Linked DNA regions of Mus musculus: region 1 is linked to region 2. Evidence: chromatin loops called from intact Hi-C (ENCODE). Cell type or tissue: heart. All regions are shown on one strand. Links, peaks and the distances in the headings refer to the core of each region. The heading gives the core; the rest is flanking DNA.

Region 1 (16,562 bases), core at 4,204-12,203, 820 kb after region 2:
TTCTTAGCTATCTTCATAACTATATTTCTTCAAAGGGTGTCTGCCTTTTCCTAATGCTTGGAAAAAGACCACCTGACCAACACACAACAACAATATAATACACACTCAACATAATTTACCATCTCTCAAAAACCAAAAAAAAAAAAAAAATCAAACAGTTTGAAAATGTGATTTCCCCTTTTTTCTCCGTGTTCAGGCCAGTAGCAATGTCATTGTGAATATGAAGCAGTTTCTCCATCCTGTGGCTATGGCTGTTGTTCAGCCAGCAGGGATGCCATGTCAGAGCATATCACTAGTTCATAGAGCTAGACTTTGTCTTCTGGACTTAGCTGCAGACAGCCTTTGAAAGGAAGGACTATGCTGAACACTACCTCTCATTTTTGTTTTGTTTTGTTGTTTTGTTTTGTTTTGTAAACAGTCAGTTGCCCTTCTAAAATCCACTGGCCCTGATGTGAAGATAAAAAAGCAAGACTCCTTCAGCCATCCAGGCTTCCTCGAAGCCAGCCGGTTCCCACCAAGCATCTTGTCTACTTTGTTTGGGGCTTAGTCATGCTCCTTGTTTACTTTGTCTTCCATGTTACAGCCTTCAGATGGTGTACATGCTGTTCCCACTGAAGCCTGAGGCCTCCCCCCTTATCCATCTGGCAAATCTGCACTCCTGAGGCCCAGTGTAAGCCTTCCCTGGGTAAGGTTTGACTGATACCAAATGGAAATGTATATATCTGGCTTTTCAGAGCACTCACAATATCCCATAGGGACTTTCTTACATTTGTTGAAGGCCATAATATACCAACAGTGATGATGTGTGGATGTCACTATTCTTGCTTTCCCTGGGCTTTGGATATAGGCCAGTCTTTCCAGTCTGGTTTCAGTGTTACTCCTCAGGAAGGCCATTCTTGAAGGTTCAAATTTGTTCTTAGTTAATGTTAACTAAGTTGACTCAGTTAACTTAGTTCTTCTTGCTAAATGTCCCCTAATCTATGTTTCCTTTCTGTGAGACTGCATTTGCTGATTTTTGCACTGTTTGGATCTTTCAGGACCTTAAGTTCTTTGGCTTTGGGGGACTGGACAGTCTTGCTCACAGTTACATTCCAATACTGGAAGCAGTGATTGAAATCTAAATTCTCAGCTGCTTGAGAATAGGAAGTGAACAACTGACTCTTCTTGAGAATTGGAGTGACATTACTTTTAAAACATTTTTATGTTTTTTGATTATTTTATGAATGAAGATGTTTGTCTGCATGAATGGATGTACACCATATATGTGACTGGTTCCTACATAGGACAGAAAATATTAACACACCCCCTGGGACTGAAGTTATAGACTTTTTAGAGTCATTTTTTGGGTACTGGGAATCAAACCTTGGTCCCCTGGAAGAGTAGCCAGTGCTCTTAACCCCTAAGCCATCTTTCTATTCTATGGACTATATACTAAGTTTATCCACTACTAACCAAATCAGTAAGCCAATATTTTTTTCTTTAATCAATGATTATATTACTTGCTTTTCAGTTGGCTAGAACCAAATACCTGACAAGAAGCACTTTCAAATGAGGAGCAATGTATTTTGACTTGTGGCTTAGCAGGGAACAAAGTGTCTTATGACAGAAAGACATGATGGTAGTCGAATGACAGGTAGGCTTGTGGCATCTGCAATCAGGAAGCAGAAAGAGAGATGCTACTGGCTTTCTTCATCTCCCCTTTGTTTTCAGTCTGGGACCTTAATCTATATGTTGATGAAAATATACAGGTCTTTCCCTGTCAGTTAATACGTTGAAAACCCCTGCATAGCCCACCCAAAGATGTGTGCTTCAGTATGTTTCTTTATAGCATAAGAATCTACTTCTTTTAAACTTGATTGTCTAGGAAAGGATGGGATGGAGTTTCTTTAAAAAAATTGTTAAGGATCACAGATGTGAACATTACAGAACATTAAAAATAAAATAAATTTAACAAAATTTCTTTTTAATTAGAAGTAGCTCAGAAATATTGTGCTGTGTCAAAAGAAATTACTCTGATGAATGCCCAACAGGTAAACAAAAGCCAGGACACATTCATCTTTGTTATCCAGCATGGAAAATTTAAGTCCCAGGTAACTCAAGGTAATTTAAGAGCCTTCACTTTAGTTTTCTTTTTCAGTGTTATTTTCTACTTGTACTTGCATATATTAAAAATAATCAATTAGTCATAGTCAACATTTATGTACACAGACCATATTAGGCAGTGTAGAGAATGGCAAAAGGAACAGGAGGGAGACAGATGGCCCCGCACAATATACATAATAAAATACCATGCTCTGCTCTGCCTTATTGAGTCATATGCATTCAGTCTGTATTACTGGGTGTTCTTTTGCATGGGTGTGGCTCTTTGGCTTAAAGTTCCATAACAGCAGATTGCCAGTTCCAAGCTGGTGGCCTCCGTTTTCTCTTCTCTTTCCTTTCTGTATTCTAACCCATGGAAAGTGTGCCTCATTAATGCTGTAGGCAGCTCTTTAAGATAAATTCTCCTCTGTAGCACCTTTGTCCTTTTTCACCCAATTTGTACACTCACGGATTACATAGGTACTGAGCACCAGTTCAGGATCTCTGTTAGATCCAAGATGTAGAACAGAGAGAGATCAAGGGAGACAAAATCTGCATCTCTGAGGAGCTGTACTGAGGGTGTAGTATGAGGGAGGAGTAAGGATTCTGAGCTGTACTGAGGGTGTAGCATGGGGGAGGGGTAAGGATTCTGAGCTGTACTGAGGGTGTAGCATGGGGGAGGGGTAAGGATTCTGAGCTGTACTGAGGGTGTAGCATAGGGCTGAGTATTGGGAAAACTATTGAATGTGATGATAGGAGCTGTACTGGGTATTTAACATAGGAGTAAAGATGTAGTGATGTGCTAATGGTGTAGCATGGGAGTGAGGATGAAGAGATTTACTGAGGATATAGTATGGGGTAAGGATGGAGAGCTGTACTAAAGGTACTAGGGTGCAGATGCAGCATACAAACCATTGAAAATGGATATGAAATGATATCTGGTGAAAGTGTTGTGGAAACATACACAGCAGGTCGTCAGAATGGTAGGAATTGATAAGAATGAAGCCTAAGCCAATGTAACGTGACATGACAAAAACATTTAAACAGAAAACAGGCCATATTAAGGAAATGTTTATTTGTCCAGATATGACTAGAATGACAGATAAAATTAATGATTCATTCATAAGCTTGGTGAACAAATAAGTGTAATTAAGGTTACTTATAGGATCACAGGTAAGCAGTTATTTATAGGAATATGAACAACTTACAAATGGTAGTACTACTGAATAAAATCTGTCTGTCTGTCTGTCTCTCAGTCTCTCTGTCTCTCTCTCTCTCTCTTTCTCTCTCTCCCCTTGCTTTTTCTCCCTCTCTCTGTCTGTCATTAACATAATAAAATAACCCTGACTATAAACCCGTGGGGAAGAACATTGCCTCATGAGCATCTGAAGAATGCAGGAGATGTATCCTGGAAGAGCATTCCATGATATCATGAAAAAGATAAACCATTTTTAACACTTGACTATGCCACACATTTATTAGAGTCATGGAGAGCTTGTTGATGGCTTAAATTTTATACCCACATAATGGGAATCTTTGGAGAACTGAGAAAGAGAGTAATATAATCTGACCTGTATTTTAATATTGTGCTTCTGGCTTCTCTTTAGTAAATACAGTGGAGCATTCCAAACAGAAGCTAAGACCTCGTGAATGATATTGCAGCAGGTAAGGTAGGAGAACACAGGTGTCAAGAAGTGGTCAAACTTTTTATTGAAAATTGAAAGAGCCAGAAATAACTTTTTAAATGTCTGAATATGAGTCACAAGAGTAAATGAAAATCAGGGTGACTTCTAAGTCATTGCTCTGCAAACAGTAAACAGTGAGCAGTCATAAGATGTGAATGACTAGGGAAGAAGCTAGAACAAGGCTTTCTGGAGCAGATGCTCTATAAACACTAATTTGGTAATTTAAACACAGAAACAAGTACAAATTAATACACTGCAAGCTGCTTATATATGTGATGGCAAATGTTCACCCCCAAATTCAAAATCTGTGACAATTTAGACAGTGCCAATGGAAATAAGAGCAAATGTTAGCAGAAAATGACATCCCAAGAAAAATCACCTTTAAAAATACAACTGGATATTATTTCAGACAGTAAGAGGACACCAGCTTCAAATTTCCCAAGTTCTGAGAGTTCCTATATTGATTCAAAATGTTTGAGGTTGTTTGCTGAAAAGTGAGCTATGGGATTTTGCTTTCAAATTGGGGTCTAGCTAATTTCAAATGGAAGATGTTCCTCAGCTTCCTTAGGAACAGAGATTGCAAGTGGACCGAAATAGCAATGGTCTTAATCCACTCACCTCTTGCTTCTTTAGCAGAGGACATTGCTGTTTAGCATTAGGATCTCCTAGCTCCATGTAATCTTGATTTCAGGGAAGTTAGACTGACAAGTTAAATCATCTTTATTAATTGTCACGATGTTAATCAGCAGAGAACTTCAACTTGACCTCTATGTAGCACTCAGACAAGATGAAGATCAGTTGCTGTGATTTCTTAATAATGTAAATACCCATTCTATCATGGCATGCTTTTGAAATTCATCTCAGAGTTTAATAGTGATACCAGCCCCTTAATCAGTAAGAGCTGATTAATATGTCCTTTCTTATATCCACATGGCTCATTTGCAGTAGGTTAAATTTGTTTCATTTATCAAGCTATAGGGGTCTGGGTATTTCTGATTCTCTTCCATTTTTGCATTTATTTCAATAAAAAGTTTTAAACCTAAGAAATGTGTACTAATCCATAAGATATTTTAGCCACGTAAATCTAAGAGTGTAGGTATTTGCATCCATTTGAATAATAATGGCCCTCATAGACTCATATATCTGCCTAGTGGAACTCTTTGAAAGGATTAGAAGGATTAGGACATATAGCCTTCTTGGAGGAAGTGTGTCCCTGGGGAATGGGCTTTGAGGTTTCCAAACCTCATTCCAGGCCTAAACTAACTCTCTCTCTCTCTCTCTCTCTCTCTCTCTCTCTCTCTCTCTCTCTCTCTCTCTCTCCTGTATCTCTATCTCTATCTCTATCTCTACCTCTACCTCTACCTCTATCTCTCTCCTTATAGATGAGGATGTAGCTTTCAGCACGTGCCTGTATGCTGCCATGTTCCCCAACATGATAATAGACTAAACTTTGGAACTATAAGAAAGCCTCCAATTAAATACTTTTTTCTATAAGTGTTGTTCTAGTCATTGTGTTTCTTCAGTGCAATAGATCACTTACAAAGACCATATCTATTAAAGTTATTTTTATTGGTGACTTTAGAAGGAGCAAAACATGAAATGGAAGGATGATAACCATCATTCCTCTGATGGAATATTGTTGAGAATGGGAAGTTGGGGGAATTTTCTTTTTCTGTGTATCACTAGGATTTAAAAGTTCTACTTTTAAACTCTTCAGTGAATTCCACCAGTTGATTACAAAAGGAGGCACAGTCATCTTATAAAGTTATACCACTAGATTTCACACCATTATAACTAAGGAATTTTCACTCTTCTGTGAAAGTTTTACTGACCAGTCCCCATATCAAAGGCAGTTATGCAGAGGATGATTATAAAGCACATCATAACATGAGATCAGGGAAGCTGCTTTTCCTCCTTGGACTAAAAAAGCAAGTTAATAACTGCTTCAAGAAAGCACTTCTGTGGCAAGAAACTGGGAACCCTTCAAAGATAGGCAGAGTCATATTTCCTTCTGGAACAGTTAACAAGGTCTGCTTTCTGTTCCCATATTTCTCCTTACTTGCTTTCAGACCCTAAGATAAAGGACTGAGGTACGTATTTTACATACCAAAGCAGACCTACCCTCCAGGTTCTCCCAGCATCCCTCAGTTCCTTGGGCCTTTTATAAATTATTTTCAGACAATTTTCTGTTGACTTTTTTTAAAGCTGTGGCATAATATTTTTAAGTTCATTTTTCCATTGAAATTTTAATTTGAACTATGCCTTTAACTGCTTTGAGTGTAGCCTTTCTGTCTACAACTTTAAGAGTTATAGATGATGGCCTACTTTTGTCACATTAAATATCTAAAATATCTATTGCTTATTTTCAGAAATTAATGTTTAAAAGATATATAAAATTGATAGAAGTATATTTCCAAAAGACAAACTTATAAACCTGTGTGGGGACCAGGAAGATGACTCATCAAAGAAACCTTCTTGTTATCCAAGCTTAGTGATATTCTAAGTTCAATTCCAGGACATATATGGGAGTATAGAAAAGGAGAATCAATTGAACAAAGCTGTCTTCTATATCTGTTCAATGGAATAGAGATCTGCATACACATAACTTTTGCCTTCACTTGTTTATCATAGTAATCATTATCATCATCATCATCACAATGATATTGATGACGTTACCAACAAGATATACAACAAATATAATTTTCGTTAAATAAGAAATACCTTTATCTATAGAATGTTCATTCTCTTCATGTTCTATTGAAGAAAGTAACATGGGGCTAACTAAACTATTGTTTGTTACACAAATCTCAGCTGAAAGGAAATTAAACATGGTATCTTAGAATTCTAGTACTATGAAGGCAAACCATGACCAAACTCTTATAGTAAAGCATTGATTAAGGGTTTGTTTATAGTTTAAGAGAGCTCATTAAGCAGGAAGAAGGTAGCCATGATGCTGGAAGAGTAGTTGAAAGCTTACCATTCTAATCTGCAGGCAACAGGCCATCTCCAACAAGATCACATTTCCTACAACAACACCATACCACTTCCAACAGGACCACACCACCACCAACAAGGTAACAGCTCTAAATACTTCCCAAACTATTCTATTAGCTGGGACCAAGCATCTAAACACAAGATCCTATGGGATATATTCTCATTTAAACAACCACATAACAGAAATGTCATTTTAAAAATTAAGATATAGATAATAAAACATTGGTATCATTGTAGCAAAAAAGAAAAGTGAGAATGTAAATTCTATACATGCAGAGGATCGTGTGAAAAACAATTTTCAAATATGAGCGACTATCTACAAAACTGAATTAGAAGAATTTCATTTAATTTTTGGTTAAAACATGAATTGGTTCTAAGACCTGAGACAACTTGAAAATATAATCGAGTATATGCTGCATCAATGTCCTATCACTACCCTAAAACAGGGGATTTTTGCCACACTTCTACATAGAAATAATCATTTAAACTCAAACTAATGGTTATATCACGTAAAGGAAAATATAAAGTATGGCCTGGAGTCCTCTCTTTAAACTGGAATTGTTCTTACAAGAAAAGAAAAAGCCAGAATTAACTGTTTTCTAAGTAACAGAGACTCATTTCGCAAGGGTTTTGTGAAAGAATTAGGAGAATGTCATTTTTTCCTCTAGTAGCAGAGAGTTTAAGGTGTTGATGTCTATGTTTTTAATGAGATATGTCTAGAAATTAGGATATATTTATTTCTGCATGTTTCTGTACAATGCAGGACAGTTCTGCTACCTACTGTACCACCAATGCCTCAGCCATCTTATCTTCACTGTATCATGATATAAATAAATTATATATGAAGTGAATATTTTAATATAATCTTAGTCAAATACAGCTGTATGTCTAAATAATGAACATCCTTAACAATTTTCAATAAATTTATAAACTATGTACTTGGACAAAACTCAAAATTATTTTCATGCATTCAGAGAAGGTCACATTGGATCTGAGGGAGCCATCTTGGTTGCCGGATCCTCCCAAGACTAGTCTGCACAGGTGAGAGTGTGGACTACAGAAGCTAACAGCTTCTGGGACAGGCACTGTTTCCGACCTTCATCTTCAGCCAGGAGGCAGGCTCAAACGCCAGATATCTGTGCACCTTCCCTGCAAGAGGAGGGCTTGCCTGCAGAGAGTACTCTGACCACTGAAACTCAGGAAAGAGCTAGTCTCCCAGGTCTGCAAATAGAGGCTAACATAATCACCTGAGGAACAAGCTCTAACTAGAGACAACTATAACAACTAATTCCAGACTTTACCAGATGGTGAAAGGCAAAAGTAAGAATCTTACTAACAGAAACCAAGACCACTCACCATCATCAGAACCCAGCACTTCTACCTCAGCCAATCCTGGGCACCCCAACACACCTGAAAAGCTAGACCCAGATTTAAAAGAATATCTCATGATGATGGTAGAGGACATCAAGAAGGACTTTAATAACTCCCTTAAAGAAATACAGGAGAACACTGCTAAAGAGTTACAAGTCCTCAAAGAAAAACAGGAAAACACATTCAGACAGGTGGTGGAAATGAACAAAATCATACTAGACCTAAAAAGGGAAGTAGACACAATAAAGAAAAAACAAAGTGAAGCAACGCTGGAGATAGAAACCCTAGGAAAAAAATCTGGAACAATAGATGTGAGCATCAGCAACAGAGGACAAGAGATGGAAGAGAGAATATCAGGTGCAGAAGATTCCATAGAGAACATGGGCACATCAATCAACGAAAATGCAAAATGCAAAATGATCCTAACTCAAAATACCCAAGAAATCCAGGACACAATGAGAAGACCAAACGTACGGGTAATAGGAGTAGATGAGAATGAAGATTTTCAACTTATAGGATCAGCAAATATCTTCAACAAAATTATAGAAGAAAACTTCCCAAACCTAAAGAAAGAGATGCCCATGAACATACAAGAAGCCTACAGAACTCCAAATAGACTTGACCAGAAAAGAAATTCCTCCCGACACATAATAATCAGAAGAACAAATATACTAAATAAAGATAGAATATTAAAAGCACTAAGGGAAAAGGTCAAGTTACATATAAAGGCAGGCTTATCAAAATTACACCAAACTTTTCACCAGAGACTATGAAAGCCAGAAGATCCTGGACAGATGTTATAAAGACACTAAGAGAAGAAAAATGTCTGCCCAGGCTACTATACCCAGTCAAGCTTTCAATTACCATAGATGGAGAAACCAAAGTACTCCATGACAAAACCAAATTCACACATTATCTTTCCACGAATCCAGCCCTTCAAAGGATAATAACAGAAGGAAAAAAATACAAGGACGGACACCACATCCTAGAAAAAGCAAGAAAGTAATTCTTCAACAAACCGAAAAGAAGACAGCCACAAAAACAGAATGCCAACTCTAAAAACAAAAATAATACGAAGCAACAATTACTTTTCCTTAATATCTCTTAATATCAGTGGATTCACATATTTCCCAATGAAAAGACAGAGACTAACAGACTGGCTACACCAACAGGACCCAACATTTTGCTGCTTACAGGAAACCCATCTCAGGGAAAAAGACAGACACTGCCTCAGAATGAAAGGTTAGAAAACAATTTTCCAAGCAAATGATCTGAAGAAACACGGTGGAGTAGCAATTCTAATATCTAATAAAATTGACTTCCAACCCAAAGTTATCAAAAAAGACAAGGGGGGCACTTCATACTCATCAAAGCTAAACTCTTCCAAGAGGAACTCTAAATTCTGAATATCTATGCTCCAAATGCAGCAGCAGCCACATTCATTAAAGAAACTTTAGTAAAGCTCAAAGCACACATTATACCTCACACAATAATAGTGGGAGACTTCAACACACCACTTTCATCAATGGACAGATTGTGGAAACAGAAACTAAACAGGAACACAGTGAAACTAACAGCAGTTATGAAAGAAATGGATTTAAGAGATATCTATAGAACATTTTATCCTAAAATAAAAGGATATACCTTCTTCTCAGCACTTCATGGTACCTTCTCCAAAATTGACCATATAATTTGTCACAAAACGGGCCTCAACTGATATAAAATTAATGAAATTGTCCCTTGCACCCTATCAGACCACCATTGACTAAGGCTGATCTTCAATAACAACATAAATAATGGAAAGCGAACATTCATGTGGAAAATGAACAACACTCTTCTCATTGATACAAATTAAGGACTTTTTAGAGTTTAATGAAAATGAAGCCACAGCATACTCAAACTTATGGAAAACAATGAAAGCATTTCTATGAGGAAAACTCATAGCTCTGAGTGACTCCGAAAAGAAACTAGAGAGAGCACACACTAGCACCAGGACAACACACCCAAAAGCTCTAGAACAAAAGGAAACAAATTCACCCAAGAGGAGTAGAAGGCAGGAGATAATCAAACTCGGGGGCAAAATCAACCAAATGGAAATAAGAAGAACTATTCAAAAAAATCAACCAAACGAGGAGCAGGTTCATTGAGAAAATCAACAAGATAGATAAACCCTTAGCCAGACTCACTAGAGGGCACAGGGACAACATCCTAATTTAAAAAAAAAAATCAGAAACGAAAAGGAAGACATAGAAACAGATCCTGAGGAAATACAAAACACCATCAGGTCCTTCTACAAAAGGCTGTACTCAACAAAACAGGAAAACCTGAATGAAATGAAAAAATTTCTAGATAGAAACCAGGTACCAAAGTTAAATCAGGACCAGGTTAATGATCTAAACAGTCCTATATCCCCTAAAGAAATAGAAACAGTCATTAATAACCTCCCAACCAAAAAAAAAAAAAAAAAAAAAAAGCCCAGGACCAGATGGATTTAATGCAGAATTCTATCAGACCTTCAAAGAATACCTAATTCCAGTTCTTCACAATCTATTCCACAAAATAGAAGCAGAAGGTACTCTACCCAATTCATTCCATGAAGCCACAATTACTCTGATACCTAAAGCACAGAAAGACCCAACAAAGATAGAGAACTTCAGACCAATTTCCCTTATGAATATCAATGTAAAAATACTCAATAAAATTCTCGCTAACCGAATCCAAGAACACATCAAAACAATAATCCGACATGAACAAGTAGGCTTCATTCCAGGGATGCAGGGATGGCTTAATATATGGAAATCCATCAATGAAATCCACTATATAAACAAACTCAAAGACAAAAACCACATGATCATCTCGTTAGATGTGGAGAAAGCATTTGACAAAATCCAACACCCATTCATGATAAAAGTCTTGGAAAGATCAGGAATTCAAGGCCCATACCTAAACATGATAAAAGCAATCTACAGCAAACCAGTAGCCAACATCAAAGTAAATGGTGAGAAGCTGGAAGCAATCCCATTAAAATCAGGGACTGCCCACTTTCTCCCTACCTATTCAACATTGTACTTGAAGTCCTAGCCAGAGCAATTAGACAACAAAAGGAGATCAAGGGGATACAAGTTGGAAAGGAAGAAGTCAAAATATCACTTTTTGCAGATGATAAGATAGCATATATGAGTAACCCTAAAAATTCCACCAGAGAACTCCAAAACTTGATAAACGGATCCAGTGAAGTAGCTGGATATAAAATTAACTCAAACAAGTCAATCACCTTTCTCTACACAAGGATAAACCAGCTGAGAAAGAAATTAGGGAAACAACAACCTTCACAATAGTCACAAATAATATAAAATACCTTGGTGTGACTCTAACTAAGCAAGTAAAAAATCTGTATGATAAGAACTTCAAGTCTCTGAAGAAAGAAATTGAAGAAGATCTCAGAAGATGGAAAGATCTCCCATGCTCATGGATCGGCAGGATCAATATAGTGAAAAATGGCTATCTTGCCAAAAGCAATCTACAGATTCAATGCAATCCCCATCAAAATTCCAACTCATTTCTTCAATGAATTAGAAAGGGCAATCTGCAAATTCATCTGGAATAACAAAAAACTAGGATAACAAAAACTCTTCTCAAGGATAGAAGAACCACTGGTGGAATCAGCAACCATGATCTAAAGCAGTACTACAGAGCAATTGTGATAAAAACTGTATGGTACTGGTATAGAGACAGACAAGTAGACCAATGGAATGGAATTGAAGACCCAGAAAGGAACCCACACACCTAATTGTTCACTTGATATTTGACAAGGGAGCTAAAAGCTTCCAGTGGAAAAAAGACAGCATTTTCAACAAATGGTGCTGGCACAACTGGCAGTTAACATGTAGAAAAATAGGAATTGATTCATCCCTATCTCCTTGTACTAAGGTCAAATTTAAGTGGATCAATAAACTCCTGATAAAATGATAGACAGTGAAACTTACAGAGAAGAAACTGGGGAAAAGCCTTGAAGATATGGGGACAGGGGAAAAATTCCTGAATAGAACAGCAATGGCTTGTGCTGTAAGATCGAGAATTGACAAATGGGACCTAATGAAACTCCAAAGTTTCTGCAAGGCAAAAGACACCGTCAATAAGACAAAGAGACCACCAACAGATTGGGAAAGGATCTTTACCTATCCTAAATCAGATAGGGGACTAATATCCAACATATATAAAGAACTGAAGAAGGTGGACTTCAGAAAATCAAATAAACCCTTTAAAAAATGGGGCTCAGAGCTAAACAAAGAATTCTCACCAGAGGAATACCGAATGGCTGAGAAGCATCTGAAAAAAAAAATGTTCAGCATCCTTAATCATCAGGGAAATGCAAATCAAAACAACCCCAAGATTCCACCTCACACCAGTCAGAATGGCTAAGATCAAAAATTCAGGTGACAGCAGATGCTGGTGAGGATGTGGAGAAAGACGAACACTCCTCCATTGTTGGTGGGATTGCAAACTTGTACAACCACTCTGAAAATCTGCGTGGCTATTCCTCAGAAAATTGGACATAGTACTACTGGAGGATCCCGCAATACTGCTCTTCGGAATATATTCTGAAGTTGTTCCAACTGGTAAGAAGGAGGCATGCTCCAATATGTTCATAGCAGCCTTATTTATAATAGCCAGAAGCTGGAAAGAACCCAGATGCCCCTCAACACAGGAATGGATACAGAAAATATGGTACATTTACACAATGGAGCACTACTCTGCTATTAAAAAGAATGAATTTATGAAATTCCTAGGCAAATGAATGGACCTGGAAGGCATCATCCTGAGTGAGGTAAGCCAATCACAAAAGAACTCAAATGATGTGTACTCACTGATAAGTGGATATTAGCCCAGAAACTTAGAATACCCAAGATATAATGTACAATTTGCAAAACACATGAAACTCAAGAAGAACGAAGACCAAAGTGTGGATACTTTCCCCCTTCTTAGAACTGCGAACAAAACACCCATGGAAGGAGTTACAGAGACAAAGTTTGGAGCTGAGACAAAAGGATGGACCTTCTACAGATTGCCATATCTGGGGATCGGTCCCATAATCAGCCTTCAAATGCTGACCCCATTGCATACACTAGCAAGATTTTGCTGAAAAGCCCCTGATATAGCTGTCTCTTGTGAGACTATGCCGGGGCCTAGCAAATACAGAAGTGGATGCTCACAGTCAGCTATTGGTTAGATCACAGGGCCCCCAATGGAGGAGCTAGAGAAAGTACCCAAGGAGCTAAAGGGATCTGCAACTCTATAGTTGGAACATAATATGAACTAACCAGTACCCCCAGAGCTCGTGTCTCTAGCTGCATATATATCAGAAGATGGCCTAGTCAGCCATCAGTGGAAAAAGAGGCCCATTGGTTGTGCAAACTTTATATGCCTCAGTACAGCGGAACTCCAGGGCCAAGATGTGGGAGTGGGTGTTTAGGGGAGTTGGGGGGAGGGTATGGGGGACTTTCAGGATAACATTGGAAATGTAAATGGAGAAAATACCTAATTAAAAAAAAGAAAAGATCACGTTGGGTCAATTTTGACATCTACTCCTAAAGGACAATCTCATTAAAATATAGTGAATATAGTTATCAGTTTCATAGCTAGTCTCACACTTTGGCATTGTATATATAAACATTAATTCTAAATATGAGCATTAATGACAGAAATGATAACAATATTTTCTACAAACACAATTGATTCACTCTTAATCAGAAAAACAGTAAAACTAAATAAGCAAATAAAATATGATAACAAATAGAAAAGTAAAAACACATTTTCAAATGTTTATCTGCTTAAAAATAAGTGGAACAGAGTGGGGAACGAAAAGGATGCTAACCAATTATCAATTGGCAATCTATTAGAAAAAGAAAGTGATTCATTAAATTGAATAATTAAGCCAAATACTGACTTATCAATAAAATTTAAAAAACGGAATCATAATATTTAAAATGCAATAAGACCAAACAGATAAAAAAAAAATCAAAACATAGACGTACTTTAGAGGAAATTAAGATACCTGCTTACCTGAAAAAATTTACCAGACTTTGCTCAGAAGCATAGGAAAAAATACAAATTGTGGGAAAATCGTAGGTATATAAAGATAAATTCTTTCATATATCATGCTGTAGATCTATTTCAATTTCAGTAAGCATATCCATATTTTCAGTGAATTAATAAAAATTATCCTAAAGTTCTATGGGTATCTAGGGTAAAGAGAAAATTGTTACTTCTGACTTTAAAGCATCATAAAAATTTATCTTAATTAAGAAAATACAAATCTTTGAATGTGAGTAGTAACACAGATACAACATAAGTCTATCCAAAAATAAAAGGTGTTCCAAGTTCACACTGAAGAAAGAAATAACACAAAAAGTTGGTGAGCACTATAGAAAGAAGATAATTAGATTCCTGGCTCATCCATACCCCAAAATAAAATGTATAAATAAATAAAATAACTATATCTTTACCTGGAGATGTGGCCTACCATTTAAAAGTACTTGTTGCTCTTGCAGAAAGTATTCAAGTTAGGTTCCCAGACCATGTTGGACAACTTACAATTTCCTGTAACTCCTGTTGCAGGGGATCCAATTTCTCTGGGTTGACCTGTGCCCATGTGAGCATTGCATATATGCACACACACACACACACACACACACACACACACACACACACACACACTTAAAAATAACAAAATAAAAATTTTAAATTAAAAGTAAGATCAAAGTTATAGATGCACAGGGATGCAAATCTACTGGTCACACCACATTGTATAATTTTATATAGTATAAAACATACTATAGAAATTAAATTACAAATATGATATAATAAAAATATTGGTTATCACTAATCTTGGTTGCATATACATTATCATTATAATAGATGTCATACATATACATTTTAAATGTATGTAAAGTAAAATCCTGTGTTAAGGTTATATAAAGGAACAGAATTAATATATGGATAAATATATGGGATTTATTAGAATGGCTTACAAATTGTAGTCTGGATTATCCAACAAGGCTGTCACACCATGGGAAAACCAAATATCCAGTAGTTGTTCAGCCTATAGAACTGTATGTACCAAGAGTTCTAGTTTGGTGCAGGATCCCTAGGGGATTCTCAAATTCTGGTCTCCAATCTACATTGCAATCCCTAATCTAATATAATTGACTAACATGACTATATCTGGAATGAACTAATGTCTGTTATCGTTTTTCTCAGTTGGATCATTTGAGGGAGAAAAATCCATCCAAAAAAATCTGGGCCACACCTTCTTGTGGCAGTCCACATTAAAGAAGAGGCAGGTTTTTTTATTTTTGCCTTCTTGCCCTTACTCTCATGAGTAGGTTCATCTACCCTACTAGTGAGGCATTCCTTCACTAGTACTGTAACCTAGTTTACAGAACCATGACTAACACACTATTTTACTTTAAGATACATCTAAAATATTTATTAGAGATCTAGTCAAATTATAATGCTAATGTATGTAAATAAACATATACATCTATTATACAATCTCATTTTAAGTAAAATCAATAAGTATTTGAATAATGGCATATTTATATAATACATATCTTCCATTATATTACTGCTAGATACATATTACAATTTATTAATTACATAAAAAGGATTCTTTTCTTCCTCAGGTATTCTATTAACCAAGTTTATATCAAACAATTTCATTTAGCTCTTTCATTCTGACCAGTCTCACCCAAGGGTTTAATAATCACTGTAGCTTACAAAAGTCAGTTTCAATTTGGTTTCATGACTTCCTCTCATCCCCTGGACTTGGTTTCCCAGGCCATCCAAGTTCCTGCCTCCTGCATGCACATGCTTCCCACTTGCTTACAGTAGGGGAGCTCTGAAGAGGACTAGAAAGGTCCTGTTGATGTCCTGTCAGGTCACACTCTCAGTCACCAGGAGAAGGAAGCACATTTGGCTATAGTCAGCCATTTAGGACAATCCTACAAAGATGTATCAGCTTCCCCCCTGTGGGAAGCCGTGAACAATCGCCATTACAAGATGGCGCTGGCTTCCTCAGTGCCTAACTAGTAAACAAGCAATGTGCGCAGGTGCTGGAGTAAATTTGTGCCAAGTCACTGCCCATCCCGGGGTGTAATAGTGGGGTAATGGGTAAGCAGCTAATCAGGAGCTGACATGTCACACAGAGGGGTATTTAAGCAGCTCCATTTTCTGCGTTCGGGGTCTTCCTGAGAAGTAAGTAATAAAGCTTTGCTGTAGAAGGATCCGGTTGTCCGAGTGTGTTTTGCTGGCGAAATGTTACAAGGACAAAGTGGTGCTGATAACCCGGGAACTATATCATCACCAGGCGCCAAAAGGAGACGTCCCGTTTCATGGGGCGGATTCAGAACTACGGGACAATACAGCTCTGCA
Region 2 (16,562 bases), core at 4,612-12,611:
TCACTTTATTCCCACACTCTGTTGTCATTTGGAAACAAATGTTTTATGTGTTGTAAAGGAACATATTTTCTTAAATACTTGTGCAGTGGTTTCTCTGGGAATAATGTATATCCTACTACTTTCTCTTGTGCTGATTTCATCTTTTGTAAAGAGTGAAGTCTGTGGCAGCAAGAATAAACTTGATGAAGTTGATAACGTTCATTCCTCACTTACAGAAAGTCATAGAATGAAGGCAGACAGAAGCCTTTTCAAAGGTAAGTTCTAAAAACCAAAGTGAAAACTTTCCTTATTAGAAGAAACTTTATGCCATTTGTTATTAGAGATTTATGGTTTTTATTGGGAAATTATTGAGGAAAGTACAATTATTCAAGTGCAATTTAAAACCAACTTTTAGAGATGAACTGCTGTCTTCCCATTATTTGTTTTTTTGTTTGGAAGGAGAAGGGTAAACTTTAATTTTGTTTGTTTTGTTAATTGTAAAAGGAAACCCTCATTTCGCCCTTTGTCTTTTGCCTTCCTCTGACTTAATTTGTATTTGTCCATAGGCAATGTAGAGAAATGCAAAGAACTGGCAGGAAATTGATGCTTGAATTGCAAATAGAGGTTGTTTAGGGGCAAAAATGGGACAATCATGCTATTATGTATTCTTTAATCTTGTAGAAAATATTATTGTGAAAATTGCTACTTTTATAGTTAGTGTTTTCACCCTTTGCAATTCAAGATATACAATTTACAGATATAAATAATTGACTAAATAGGCTCTCGTGCCTGAGTGTAAGCACCAGCAGTATTTGGGTAGAAAACAAAACAAAACTCCAGTCCAAGAGACCAGAAGAGTGGAGACCGTCCAATTGAAGTGCTTCAATTTCTTTGGCTAAGGGACTTCTTATAGAAAGGTGGGATCATCTTAAACCATGCAAAAAGATGGATGAATTGATTTGTTCTTTAATGAAATGTTGTAGTTTTCCTTCCGAGACTCCCTGCCCCTCTGACAGGAGCTTATAATCCATAACCATGCAAGAGTCTTAGGTCTATACAATTTTCAGAATTATCCTGAAAAGTGTAACTTTTATTTTTCTTTCTTTTATATCTTTCCTAAGCATGCCTTTCTCTTTAAAAATTTGTAAACCACAGCCTTCATCGCCATGACATTTAGGACTTAACTATTCTTTCTATCAGGTGTCCCTCCCAGTCACATGTCTGAAGTCCATGCCAGTTTAAGGGCATGGCATTTGCACTTCTTGCCTCCTCTTCCTGGCAGCATCTAAAGTTCACATCTTCCCTGTCTTGTAACGTTACATTTCTACTTTAATAATATTGTCTTGAGCTTACATTGAGTCCACTCTTAAATTTTTTATTACTAAAACTAAGAGCCTCCTAAGATGATTCTGATGTCCCTTTTGTTAGCAATTTGCCTCCCAGACATAGGGACTTTTGTCCTACCCAATCCACAAAATTTTTCTCAGTTCCTGCACAAAAGTGACATATGGTAGCTATCATTCTATCTTTTAACAATCATATTATTATTGTTGTAAACAGCATTTAGCTTAAAATTTCTTTTATAATAAATATTCAAATCAATACTAACTTTTCCTATACTTCTTGAAGGATGATTGCTTATTTTACTACCAATCTACTTTCACCTTATCTGGGTACTTTGCATAAAATGTTTATATAAGTATGTACATATATCATATATGTTTGTACATGTGCTGGAGCATTTATTATGTTGTGCTGATCATATGATTTCTAAGTATGTAGCATAATTTTCTCATTAAGCTATATTCACTGAGCAAGACCACAATTGGGTCTTCTGAAGTTTTGCTTAACTCCCATATCTTTCTTGCTTCTCAGTCAACAGTGTCACTCATTTCTAAGTTTCTCACAGGACTTAATACTCACAATTACAATGAAAAATGCCAACTGCCACCACAAATGTTTTCCTAAAGAAAAGAAATATAAAGACTTCCTATGAGTAGATCATGTGCTTCAGACCCCCCACACCCATACCCAGAGACAGCTTGATCTTCCAGGAATTCTGATACCATAAGGCTCACAGGTGAGTCCCACCCCCCCACTCCAATATTTGATCTAACCTACCCAGGGCCTAGAGGACACAGTACCTTCTGACCTGCCAGAGGTATATCTTCCTTTTGGTCCAGTCTGCAGCTGTGCCCAAGGGCAAATCATATGTTCTAGCAATCACCACCCAACCCATATCCAGAGTCATCATGATTCCCAGGAGGTATGGCCCAGACACTCCAGACGTTTTCTCACACCCAGAGTCAGACTGACCCAAGAAGGTCCAGCATAACCAGGCTCACAAGTGATATAGGCTCCAATCAGATACAACAAGGCCAGTAAATACTATAGATAATGATATGCTGAGAGGCAATTACAAGAACATAAACAACAAAGACCAATGCCATTTGCCAACATCAGAACCCAGTTCTCCTACTACAGCAAGCCCTGAATACCTAAACACACCTGAAAAAAAAAGATTCTGGTGTAAAATCCCATCTCATGAAGATGACAAAAGACTTTAAGGAGGACATAAATAACTCCCTTAAAGAAATACAGGAGCCACTCCGGTCAGCTCCAGCTCCTGGTCACCTTGGGCAAGAACTCAGGTGACGGTCCCTAGGTTCCCAGGGGACTCTCCACATGATCTTAGGATCACTGATGAGTGGATCACAACATCTGTTCCAAATCAATAGTGACAGGCCTATGACAGCAGAAGCAAGGACACAGGAGCCCTGCCTGACAAGCAGTTTGGGTTCCTTCTGATCAGTGTTTGGTTTCAAACACACCAGACAGACCTAAGGTCCCCAGAGGAGACATCACTTCCAGGCACTGTAACACAGTCAGGATCTTAGGATTCCAGGATCCCAGTATAACAGGATCTTGGTCACACCAGGATCTCAGGGTCTCAGAGGAAGCTTGACTGCCAAGAACTCTGACACATCCAGAATCTCAGGTTCACAGAAGCCCTGAAACACTGGATCACAGAGAAAGCTGGACTCTGAGGAGTCCTGAATCAACTGGGATTGTAGGAAGGACAGGCTCCAATCAGATATATTGAGGGCAGCAAGCACTTGAGATAATCAGATGGCGGGAGGCAAGCATAAGAACAGAACCAACAGAAACCAAGGTTACTTGGCATCATGAGAACCAAACTCTCCCACCATAGCAAGTCCTGGATACACCATTACATGAGAAAAGCAAGACATGGATCTAAGCTCACGTCTGATGATGATGATAGAGGAATTTAAAAAGGAAATAAATAACACCCTTAAAGAAATACAGGAAAACAACTAGAATCCCTTAAAAAGGAGAAACACAAAAACCCCTTAAAGAGTTACAGGAAAAGAGCTGGCCAGTGGTGGCTCATGCCTTTAATCCCAGCACTTGGGAGGCAGAGGCAGGCGGATTTCTGAGTTCAAGGCCAGCCTGGTCTACAGAGTGAGTTATTTAACTAAACCATCCAGGATCTAAAAATGGAAGTACAAACAATAAAGAAATCACAAAGGAAGACAACTTTCAAGATAGAAATCCTAGGAAAGATATCAGAAAAGATAGATACGAGCATCAGCAACAGAATACAAGAGATAGAAGAGAGAATCTCAGATGCAGAAGATTCCATAGAAAATAGGGACACAACAATCAAAGAAAATGCAAAAAGATCCTAACTCAAAACATCCAAGAAATCCAGGACACAAGGAGAAGACCAAACCTACAGATAATAGACATAGATGACAATGAAGACTTTCATCTTAAAGGGCTAGGAAATATCTTCAACAATATTATAGATGAAAACTTCCCTAACCTAAAGAAAGAGATGCCCATGAACATACAAAAAGCCTACAGAACACCAAATTGACTGGAGCAGAAAAGAAATTCCTCCTGCCACATAATCAGAACAACAAATACATTAAATAAGGATAGAATATTAAAAGCAGTAAGGGAAAAATGTCAAGTAACATATAAAGGCAGAGTTATAAGAATTACAGAAGACTTCTCAGCAGAGACTATGAAAGCCAGAAGATCCTGGAGAGATGTTATATGGGCCCTAAGAGAACACAAATGCCAACCCAGGCTCCTATACCCAGCAAAACTCTCAATTACCAGAGATCGTGAAACCAAAGTATTCCATGACAAAACCAAATTCACACAAAATTTTTCCACAAATCCAGCCCTTCAAAGGGGGAAAAAGGGGGGGGGAACTTCAATACAAGGAGGGAAATGATACCCTAGAAAAAGCAAGAAAGTAATCCTTCAACAAACCTAAAAGAAGATAGCCACAAGAACAGAATTCCAACTCTAACAACAAAAATAACAGGAAATAACAATTACTTTTCCTTAATATCTCTTAATATCAATGGACTCAATAAAAAGACATATACTAACAAGACTGGCTGCATAAACAGGACTCAACAATTTGCTGCATTCAGGAAACTCACCTCAGGGACAAAGACACACACTACCTCAGAGTGAAAGGCTAGAAAACAATTTTCCAAGCAAATGGTCTGAAGAAACAAGCTGGGGTAGCCATTCTAATATTGAATAAAATCCACTTACAACCCAAAGTTAAAAAAACAAACAAACAAACAAACAAAAACAAGGAGCGGCACTTCATACTCATCAAAGGTGAAATCTTCCAAGATGAACTCTGAATTCTGAATATCTATGCACCAAACACAAGGGCATCCACATTCACTAAGAAAACTTTAGTAAAGCTCAAAGCACACATTGCACCACACACAATAATAGTGGGAGATTATAACACCCCACTCTCATCAAAGGACAGATCCTGGAAACAGAAACTAAACAGAGACACAGTGAAACTAACAGAAGTTATGAAACAAATAGGTTTAACAGATATCTACAGAACATTCTACCCTGCCCCCCCCCCTCCAAAAGGATATCCCTTCTTCTCAGCACGTCATGGTAACTTCTCCAAAATTGAACGTATATTTGGTCACAAAACAGGCCTCAACAGATATAAAAATATTGAAATTATCCCATGCATCCTACAAGATCACCACTGACTACGGCTGATCTTCAATAAAAACATAAATAATGGAAAGCAAATGTTGATGTGGAAGCTAAACAACACTCTACTCAATGATAACTTGGTCAAGGAAGAAATAAGGAAAGAAATTAAAAACTTTCTAGAGTTTAATGAAAATAAAGCCACAATATACCCAAACTTATGACACAAAAGAAAACTCATAGTTCTGAGTGGAACCAAAAAGAAACTAGAGACAGCACACACCAGCAGCTTGATAGCACACCTAAAATTTCTAGAACAAAAGGAAGCAAATTCACCCAAGAAGAGTCGATGGCAGGAAATAATCAAACTCAGGGTTGAAGTCAACTAAGTTGAAACAAAGAGTATACAAAGAATCATCCAAACCAGGAGCTGATTCTTTGAGAAAATCAACAAAATAGATAAACTCTTAGCCAGACTGACTAGACGGAATAGGGAAAGCATCCTAATTAATAAAATCAGAAATGAAAAGGGAGACATAGCAACAGAATCTGAGGAAAACCAAAGCATCATTAGATCCTACTACAAAAAGCTATACTCAACGAAACTGGAATACCTGGATGAACTGGACAATTTTCTAGACAGAAACCAGGTACCAAGATTAATTCAGGATCCAATTAATGATCTAAATAGCCGATATCCCCTATAGAAATAGAAGCAGTCATTAATAGTCTCCCAATCAAAAAAAGCCAGGACCAGATGGGTTTAGTGCAGAGCTCTCTCAGACCTTAAAAGAAGACCTAATTCTAATTCTCCTCAAACTATTTCACAAAATAGAAACAGAAGGTACTCTACCCAATTCATTCTATGAAGCCACAATTACTCTGATACCTAAATCACACAAAGACCCAACAAAGAAAGAGAACTTCAGACCAATTTCCCTTATGAATATTGATGCAAAAAAAAAACCAATACAATTCTCACAAACCAAATCCAAGAGCACATCAAAAAAGATCATTCATCATGATCAAGTAGGCTTCATCCCAGGGATGCAGGGATGGTTTAATATACCGAAATCCATCAACGTAATCTGCTATATAAACAAACTCAAAGACAAAAACCACACGATCATCTCTTAGATGCTGAGAAAGCATTTGACAAAATCCAACACCCATTCATGATAAAAGTCTTGGAAAGATCAGGAATTCAAGGCCCATACCTAAACATAAGAAAAGCAATATACAGCAAACCATTAGCCAATATCAAACAAAATGGAGAGAAACTTGAAGCAATCCCACTAAAAACAGGGACTAAACAAGGCTACCCACTTTCTCCCTACCTATTCAACATTGTACTTGAAGTCCTAGCCAGAGCATTTAGACAACAAAGAAGATCAAGGGGATACAAATTAGAAAGGATGAAGTCAAAATATCACTATTTGCATATCATATAATAGTATATATAAATGACCCTAAAAATTCCACCAGAGAACTCCTAAACCTGATAAACAGCTTCAGTGCAGTAGCTGGATATAAAATTAACTCAAACAATTCAGTGGTCTTTCTTTACAAAAAGGATAAACAGACTGAGAAAGAAATTAGGGAAACAGCACCTTCACAATAGTCACAAATAATGCAAAATACCTTAGTGTGACTCTAACTAAGGAAGTGAAAGATCTATGTGATAAGAGCTTCAAGTCTCTGAAGAAAAAAATCTAAGAAAATCTCAGAAGATGGAAAGATCTCCCATGCTCATGGATTGGCAGGACTAACATAGTAAAAATGACTATCTTTTAGAAAGCAATCTACAGATTCAGTGCAGTCCCCATCAAAATCACAACTCAATTCTTCACAGAGTTAGAAAGGTCAAGTTGAAAATTCATCTGGAATAACAAAATACCTAGGATAGCAAAAACTCTTCTCAAAGATAAAAGAACCTCTGGTGGAATCACCATTCCTGACCTCAAGCTGTACTACAGAGCAATTGTGGTAAAAAAACTGCATGGTACTGTTACAGGGACAGACCGGTAGACCAATGGAATAGAATTGTTCTCAGACAATTGCCTAGTATGTCTGTCCTGTGAGAGGATCTGCCAGCATCTCACTAAGACATATGCATATACTCACAGCCAACCATCGGATTGAGCACGGGGACACTAAAGGAAGAGTTAAGGGAAAGACTGAAAGAGCTGAAGAGGATTGCAACACCAATGGAAATACAACAATATCAAATAACTGGAATCTCCAAAGCTCTGAGCGACTAAACCACTGACCAAAGAGTATACATGGATGAGACCATGGCTCCAACTATGGAGGTAGCACAGGATTGCCTCATCTGGCATCAATGGGAAGTGAGGCACTTGTTCCTGTGTAACCTTGTTGCCCCAGATTAGGGGGATTTTAGAGAGGTGAGGCAGGATTGGGTGGGTGGGTGTTGGAGAAATTTCAGAGAAGCAAATGTGAGTTGGGATGGGGTGGGAGGTTTCTGAAGGGGAGACCAGGAAGGAGGACAACATTTGAAATGTAAATAAATAAAAAACCAATTAACTAAAAAATACTCCTATAATATCCAGTTACTACTTAGATATTTAGAAGATAGCTGGATGCTATAAAAGCATGTTACGCATTATGAGCAAAACTGGAGATTTCAGATTGAATTTTCTGTTAAATATATTACTTGGGATCCTCACTCTCAAGACATTTACGTTAGAGGCAAAAAAATCTGTTAGTATCATGGAGGAATGAACTAATTGTCATGTAATGGCTCCAACAAATGATATTAATATTATTATCTAGTGTCTTGTTTGAAATGGAAAATATTTCCACTTTATGTATAAATTATCTTTGAAAGTAAAAATTCAAATATTTGGATCTCATTCATATATTTCTAGAAAGTTTGTTTGGCTTTTATATAATATCATGACAAATACATATTAGAATAATTCTTAGCTATACTTAGTTGTTATGATATAATTGATCTACCAAATATTGTTTGTATTATTTACTTAAAAACAAAACATTCCCTGTAGATTTTAAAAACAATTCTGAAAACTAGAGCACTTTTTATTTTTTACAACATTCTGACTCTCATATAGGCGTTAGGGGACAAAATATTTACATAAATGCCTATGTATAGCCATCTCCCATTCATCATAGTTTTGCCTTTTCTCTAGTTTTTACTTTTCTACTTTTATGTTAATTTTAAGAAATATTCACTGATACGCAGTTATGAAGGGGATAAAATGTCTCAGTAAAAGATGATTCTCAGTGTGGTGGTAAATATTAGCCCAGAATGGCAGTAGGGAATGAAAAAAAAATGCCCCCATTGTAACAAATGAATTGAGAGAGGTTTTACATTTTTGAAATAAAATTATAGATTACCTGTGACTCTCAGAAAAACCCACCTAGGACTTTAGACACTTAATCTTGACACAGTTCAAGGGAGGTGATTTTCAGTTTCTTTCCATATATTTATTAAAAACTGGAGGTTATGTGCATAAATGAGTAGTCCATTTCTTTGTGTAAATTCACAATATAAGAACTCTCTTGGCGGTCCATCCTTTCGTCTTATCTCCAAACTTTGTCTCTTCAACTCCTTCCATGGGTATTGTGTTCCCTATTCTAAGGAGGAATGAAGTATCCACACTTTGGTCTTCCCTTTTTTTTGATTTTCTAGTGTTTTGCAGATTGTATCTTGGGTATTCTAAGTTTCTGGGTTAATATCCACTTATCAGTGAGTGCACATCTAGTGACTTCTTTTGTGATTGGGTTACCGTACTAAGGATGATATCCTCCAGATCCATCCATTTGCCCAAGAATTTCATAAATTCATTTTTTAATAGCTGAGTAATACTCCATTGTGTAAATGTACCACATTTTTGTATCCATCCCTCTCAGACACTATTGCATATGCCAGCAAGATTTTGCTGAAGCGACCCTGTTATAGCTCTCATATGAGTCTATGACAGTGCCTGGCAAATACAGAAGTGGATGCTCACAGTCATCTATAGGATGGAACACAGGGGCCCCAGTGGAGGAGCTAGAGAAAGTACCCAAGGAGCAGAAGTGGTCTGCAACCCTATAGGCAGAACAACAATATGAACTTACCAGTACCCGCAGAGCTTGTATCTCTAGCTGCATATGTAGCAGAAGATGGCCTAGTCAGCCATCGTTGGGAGGAGAGGCCCCTTGGTTTTGCAAACTTTATATCCCCCAGTACGGGGGGATGCCAGGGCAAAGAGGTGGGAATGGGTGAGTGGGGGAGCAGCATGGGGGGAGGATATAGGGAACTTTCAGGATAGCATTTGAAATGTAAATGGGGGAAATATCTAATAAAAAAGGCAAAAAAAATTTTAAAAAAGAACTTTCTTAAAAGAATATAATTGAAAGTAATCACGAAGAAGAAAGCAGTCCCAACGGAGCACAAAGCTTAAATCTACCAACACTAATGACTGACTGGTTTTTGAGTTGAAGGTTATCAGGAATATAGCTCATAAGAAGGGAACCTAATTGGCTTGGCTTCTACATACACAGTTCAGGGTCTCAATCAAGTATGATTTTTCTAAATGTGAATATGTTTTATTTAATTAATCATTGGGCTTGATAAAATTTTCAACATAAATACTTATCCTTTTCTTCAATTCTAAAAATTAAAAGCTTGGGCCAGCCAGATGGCTCAAGGTTTGTCAAACTAAATTTAATTCAAGATGCAACTACACCTGTTTGGTTTTATAGAATTCTATCACATCCCTAGTTTGTAAGATTGCTATACATTTTTGCCCTGTCTTCCCTTCTGTTTTCCACCAAGCAATTTCTACATTTGTTCCTCTCCTACATTAAGAAGCAAAGTTCTTTGCTTCTTTTTATGGGAAACATAACAACATGCAATATGATAATTATGTAAGTTATTCTTCATGTCCCAATAATGTTGCAGCTGACAGCTTAATAGGCACCATGTCCATGGATCTTTATTAACTTTATGAACAAAATTAAATGAGAAGTAAAAAAAAAAAATCCAGATGTTGTAGCAGACATTTCTAATTTTCCTACTGCACTAAAAATATAATTTGACAGACACTGAACTTACAGAATTTAATAAAATAACATTAGGTGAAAAAAGACTTTGATATGGTCACACATAGTGAAGGTGAATATTCACCCTATGCCATATAACCTCTACTTGCAGAAACAAGACCTAGAAAAGTCACTGTAAAATTAAGTGATGTTGATTTTCTTTGAATTATGCTATAATTTTACAAGATCTCTAAGAAACCACATTGAGGAAGATAGGCCTCTGTAACTAATGTTCTTTTCACTTTGAGGCTAAGAAGGCGGTTGTCAGAACTCAGAATCTGGCTGTGCTCCTCCCACTCATCCTAAGGATGACCTAGAAGAAGTCCCCCGAGTTCTCCTACTCTTAGAATTGATTCTATTTACATAGTTCATTTTCCAGGGGAAAGCATCACTGAAAACGATAATGGAAGCAAAGACTTCCTAAAGGAAGGATGCAGCTGGGGAGGGGAGGGGAGCTTTGAGGGCTTCTAGCTGGGTCCCACTTCCTCTTCCCTCTCTCCACTTCCTCTGTGAGGATGAAGTGTGGTAAGTCAAGTTTCCCCTCCTGTGCCGTGCCTCCCTACCTGTTATGTCTTCATCACATAAAATGAAACACAATGAAACTGTATTTCCTGGGTTTTACTTATATAACTTAACAGTGACTTGAAATAGGTAACCATAATAAAAGATATATGCACACTGTTATTCCTTAAAAATGAACATTTAGCAGAAATTATAACAAAGATTGACGTCTCTAAGGTGTAAAGAAAATTTTAAAATTTGTAACACGTATTAATGTAATTATTTAATCTTTATATGTTCAGTCTTAATGTTTGTTCAGTGAATCAATTATTCACAGATGGTCCCATTTCTATTTGTAAACATTGTAGAGAAAAATTATTTGAGACAATGATAATTTTCAAAGAATTATTCCAAAGGCCTTATCACAAAAGCTCTTATCTTGTGAGTTGACAGGACATATTTTGAGCAGAGTTTTTCATCCTATCAAAGGTTATTCATGTTATTTGACACCTCAGGCTTTTATCAAGCTTCAAATATAAAACTGTTAAAAACTTCCTTTTTTTTTTTTACATAATGATCTTATATATTTTGTATTCCTAGAACAGGACAGTAAAGCTGGTTCAAAATGAATGCTCTGTGATGAATTTAACAAAGGAGGAAAAAGCCTCCACTCTATTCTTCTATTCAACCTTAGCAAAAGATATCCTATAATAATGTGGTAACGTAAGGAAAGATAAAAGAAAATGTCTCTATCATTTTAATTGAGAATTAACCATTCAGTAATAAAATAATTGCCACTCAACAGGTTACAGGTGAGCCTTCCAGAAGGAATAATTAGTTCAGAGAAAGCTTTTGGACATTTTAAAAGAGCACGCCAGTAAGATGGCATGTAATAAGATTACACAAAGGTAATACCAGCTTTTAATAGACTGATGAGACTATAAGAAATAGGATATCATCTGGTCCCCCTTCAGGCACCTGGAAGATTTATCTTTAATTTAAACTAGCACATAATGTGAACATTTCTGAGAGGTCAAATTATCCTTCTGTGAAGATGGGCAGAGCAATGAGTAATAATCCGATCACACTTTACATTTGCAGAGCATTATATGCCATTTAATCTACTTTTATATCCATGGCTCTAGAACAGGATGAAAGGATTTCACAATCTCAAAACTATGATCAGACTTTATCTTCTTCATGCCAAATCGTGCAGCTTACGTGCCTACTGCACTGCCTTCCTCTCCTAAAAATTCCAGAAGCTCACACCCCGCCTATTAGTGCACCATTCACCAGTGAGCATAGTTTCTGTGAGAAAATACAATTCTTTGATATAACAAGTAGTATCATCCTGGAATAAATAGACATATTTTTTTATTGTTTTCTATGGTAAAAAAACAAAGTGAGAAGCAGTCAAACAAAATTCTACATTAAAAGAATTGTGTAAGGCAGCACAAATACTTAGATGATAAAGTGATGACAACATTGTCTTTCTTTAAACCTAGAAATAAGTGATTATCTCGATACTGCTTTGCTTTGCTAACTGCCAACACACAAGCAATGCCTACATTACCAGGACCCTGGGAATGAAGATAAAAATCCACAAGCAGAAATGATATGAGGTGAAAATAATGACAGCTTCATAGTAGTCTCTGAGTAGTGCACTTTGTGAATGCCTTCACTATGTCTAAGAGTGATGGTGACTACTGGTTTGGATTCAGGATCCCTTGATTACAATAGCATAGTGCACTAGCATATATTTATATACATATTCTAAAACCTCATGAATATATCCAATATTATCATTGCAAATAATCTTACTATAAAAAATGTGTTTAAAATACATCCTCCCTTAAGGGTCAGGTTATTCAGTGATCTGAAATATTTCTATTTAGTATATTGTGGTTAAAATAAAAGTCTCTTTAAAAATAAGATTATTTTTGTGTGTGGCCAATGTAGAACTAGTGTTATAAATGTGACTGAATTGTGTAATCTATTTCTTGAAAATATACAACTTTAGATGCCACATTAGCTAATTTCCTTTGCTTGTTTGTTTGTTTGTTTAGTTGGTTTTTTAATGTACCTTACAAAATTTGCCTTGGAGATAGAAGTCCAGATGTGGTTAGAGAAATGACTTCAACTACCTGAGAATAATGCTGATGAGCAGGACTCCTTTTATATGCCCTCTGCTCAACAGTGAGCACCATTAAATAGCCCCAAACACAGACTCTTGGTCTGGGAGAAAAGAATGACATCTAAAATTGTAAATCAAACATGTGCACCTTAAAAAGCTTTTACTTGCTGTGAGGTTAATTACTGACTGCTTCTTTGCACTCATGTTGGAGTCTTGGGCTGATATTCTTTCACAATAGTACTTCAAAGGTTGCTTATATTTATGAAATTATCCATTTTTCTAGACTATGTAATCTGATGTTAACTTCTTCTTTATAGTCTCTTTTGATCCTTTGCATTTCTTTGCCATTAGCGGTAATGTCTCATTTCCATTATAGATTTTAAAAATGGTGTGTGTGAGTGTGTGTGTGTGAGTGTGTGTGTGTGTGTGTGTGTGTGTGTGTGTTTGTGTGTGTGTTTGTGTGTGTGTGTGTGTGTGTGTGTGTGTGTGTGTGTATGTGTTTTTGTTTGTGCTTCTGTAGCTAAAGATCATCAGTTTGATGTGTTGGGTTTCACATTAGTTTCAATGGACTTTTATTTGTTTCAGGATATTTTCTAATTGCTCATGTGATTTATTCTTTCAACCACTGTCTTTTTAGATGTATGCTATTTAGTTTCTCCATATTGGTTAGCTTTCCAAATTACTTTAGTAATTAATTTATAATTTATCTTCTGTGGCCATAGGAAATTCTTGTAATTTCAGTCTGAAATTTGATGACATGATTTATGTTCTAATATGTGATAAATCCTAGAAATAGATCATGTTTGACTGAGAAGGAAATGTAATATTATTTAAACCTTAATACGACATAAAAGAATCTACAGATTTAATTTAGTATGTTCTCAAACCCTGGCATGTGTTGCAGAAATACAAAAATACATATAAAATTTACATGGAATCTCAGAGGAGAGCCAATAATTAAAACAACCTGGAAAAAGAATAAAACTGAAGTATTTATGTTTTTAAATGTTAGTAGGCTTTTAGAATGAAGCTATCTGGCACTAAGCTTTCATTTGGTATATAACTATGGACTGATGATTCTTCCTATTAAGTCAATCACAGAAATGAGGTGGAATTATTGTGATACTAGCACTGTCTTAGTTAGGGTTTTACTGACGTGAACAGACACCATGACCAAGGCAAGTCTTATAAAAAGTAATATTTAATTTGGGCTGGCTTACAGGTTCAGAGGTTCAGTCCATTATCATCAAGGGATGGCAATATCCAGGCTGGCATGGTGCAGGTAGAGCTGAGATTTCTATGTCTTCATCCAAAGGCTGCTAGTGGAAGAACTGACTTCCAGGCAACTAGGGTGAGGATCTTATGCCCACACCCACAGTGACACACCTACTCCAACCAGGTCACACCTATTCCAACAAGGCCACACCTCCAAATGGTGCCACTCCCTGGTTCAAGAATATACAAACCATCACAAGCGAGAGAGAGAGAGAGAGAGAGAGAGAGAGAGAAAAGAGACTTAGCTAGAATAGAATATGGAGACAGATATTAGCTCTCATGGATATGGTCATATACTAAAGATGGGCATCAAAGACTACATAACAGGGGCCTGAGTCGGGCAGTGCTTTCAACAATTTCTTCAGAAAATGGCACATGAAAACTGGCTTTACATCTGCCATGAATTAAAGCCATATCCTCATAGCTAAAGACCTATACCTGAAAATGAATTGAGACTGTATTATTGCTCTACTTATAAAAAGAAAAAAATCTCTTAGATGAAAATATAGATCATAATCATCCCTGTACTGAGTCTGGAAATGGTCTCAAAAACAACACCAACATTAAAGGCTTCAAAAAGAAAACTGCATTTTTCATCTTTAAAACAAAAATCTTTCGTACATCAAAGGACTCTTTCAATAGATTGAAAAGACAATGGTAATTTTTCAGACTTACAATGCTTCCTAAGACCGGATATTACAGGTTTCTTCCCTAGGTGTGATCAGTGGAGTATTGGAACCTTTTGTGGAGGTGTAACTGGGAAGTGGGATACCATGGGATGGGGAGTTGGTGGAGAAGGTAACTGGAAAATCGGATATCATTTGAGATGTAAACAAATGGAATTATTAATAATAATAACAATAAAAAGCGGGGAATCTAGTTAAAAGAAGTCAGATTGTTAGAGGTATGCTCTTAAAAGTGGTATTAGGACTCCAGTCCCTATCTCTCTCCTCCCTTCTCTCATTACTTTCCCTACTTCCTCCTTTGCATGTTTTTTCCTGGTGGCCATGAAATAGATTTCCTTCACCACATTCTGTTTGCATAACTCTTATTGTACAAGAGTCTGAAGAGCAGTTGAGCCAAGCCAACATAGATTAAAATCTTTGAATTTATATACTAAAATTAAAAAAAAAACTTTCTCTCTTGGGAATTTTTCATGTACTTTTTTTTCTTACAGTAGAATAATGAATGCAATGGTCTACAAAGTAAGAAATAGTATTTGCAAATCCAGAATCTGATAAAGACTTGTTTTACAGGATATTTACAGTACTCCTAAAATCAAGAACAAGAAAAACACAGCCTCCCCTAGTCAAGACTCAAAGAACACTGGAGAAAGGGGGATCACACAGAGTGTAGTAACCAGAATATGAGGAAGAAATCTGTGACATGTTGTCTTTGGGACATGACAGGGATAATATGCAGACCAGTCCTCAGTAGTTGTGGTGTCCTGCACAAGACCAAACCAGTTGCATAAGATCAAACAAGTTAAAATTGTATGATGGATTACCCAAGGATCCCCAGGGCCCACACCTAGATGAAGAGTTATTGACAGTTGACAGAAGTGCCGTGTTTGATTGGCAATATGCCCACTGGTAGGTTGCCAATGCCCCAGAGTGGCCCCACACTTATTCATAGGTATTTAATACTAACTGAACTCAAAGATAATGATGGTAGTCATCATTATCATCATCATCATCATCAAACAACAATGATAAAGAAGGCATGAAATTTGGATGCAGAAATGAGCCTTTGTGTCTTAAAGCAATTGACAGGAAGTAGTATGAGGGTGTATATGGACTGAAACATATTGCATACAAATGAAAAAATTTAAAGGAAAAATAAAAATATTATTTAAAAAGCTAAAATCAATAAAAAAAAGAAACAAAGAAAAAACCAAATGCTCATATTATCCAACAATTCCACTTCTTGGTACAGATGTTGGTAATTAGAATGCACCATTTTTTAAGAGATTCAAATACTTATGTTCATAGTATCATTATTCACAATCTAAAATGTAGAAGTAACACAAACACGCACAAAGAGATGAATAGTAAGCAAATGTGATTGACATATGAAATAGAATCAGTTTTAAAGAGGAAAAATAGAGCACTAAAGTAGTTGTCTCTTTATGGTATTATAGTAAGCAGAAAAACTAAGTAATGAAGAAAAAAGGGCTTCACTTGTATGAGACCTACAAATACGGGCTCATAAAGAGAGCCCACAAGAAAGATGTTGGGTGCCAGATGTTGGAAAGAAGTTCTTGTTTAGTAGATTTATTGCACTTTCTGAAACTAATAGAATTGTGAAATGCTTGGTGACAGTTTTATGAAAACAGTATAAAAGACCTTAATTATTACTGAACATAATTCATAAAAGTGATAGGGTGGCAATGATTGTGCTATGTGAGCTTTGTCATAGTAACCTATTTTAATGTATCCTGGGACATAGGAGCACATCCAAAACATATTGAAATAGGTTAAAAAAATCAGAGTGAAATACACAACTGAAAAATTATCATATAATTGAAGTCATGGAGAAAACTGCTCTGTTGAAATCTTTAGAGATAGATGAACACAGAGAATGATGGCCA

What was found. Hi-C counts contacts between places; a loop is a spot of excess contacts. Peaks named below come from ENCODE experiments on the same cell type or tissue, not always from the same donor. Only the 100,000 strongest peaks of a DNase experiment are listed, where the experiment ranks them.
Region 1: it touches region 2 in a loop (13-fold over the local background); 2 of 42 quality-filtered maps call a loop at or near these places.

What each region holds. Positions count from the first base shown.
Region 1 is chr10:54,534,911-54,551,472 of GRCm38, reverse strand. No RefSeq gene overlaps it. Among named protein-coding and RNA genes, the nearest start is that of Gm25602, 170 kb to the left of the region's middle. In heart, for the core only: no CTCF peak of the experiment used is centred there; no DNase peak of the experiment used is centred there.
Region 2 is chr10:55,355,197-55,371,758 of GRCm38, reverse strand. No RefSeq gene overlaps it. Among named protein-coding and RNA genes, the nearest start is that of Gm25602, 650 kb to the right of the region's middle. In heart, for the core only: no CTCF peak of the experiment used is centred there; no DNase peak of the experiment used is centred there.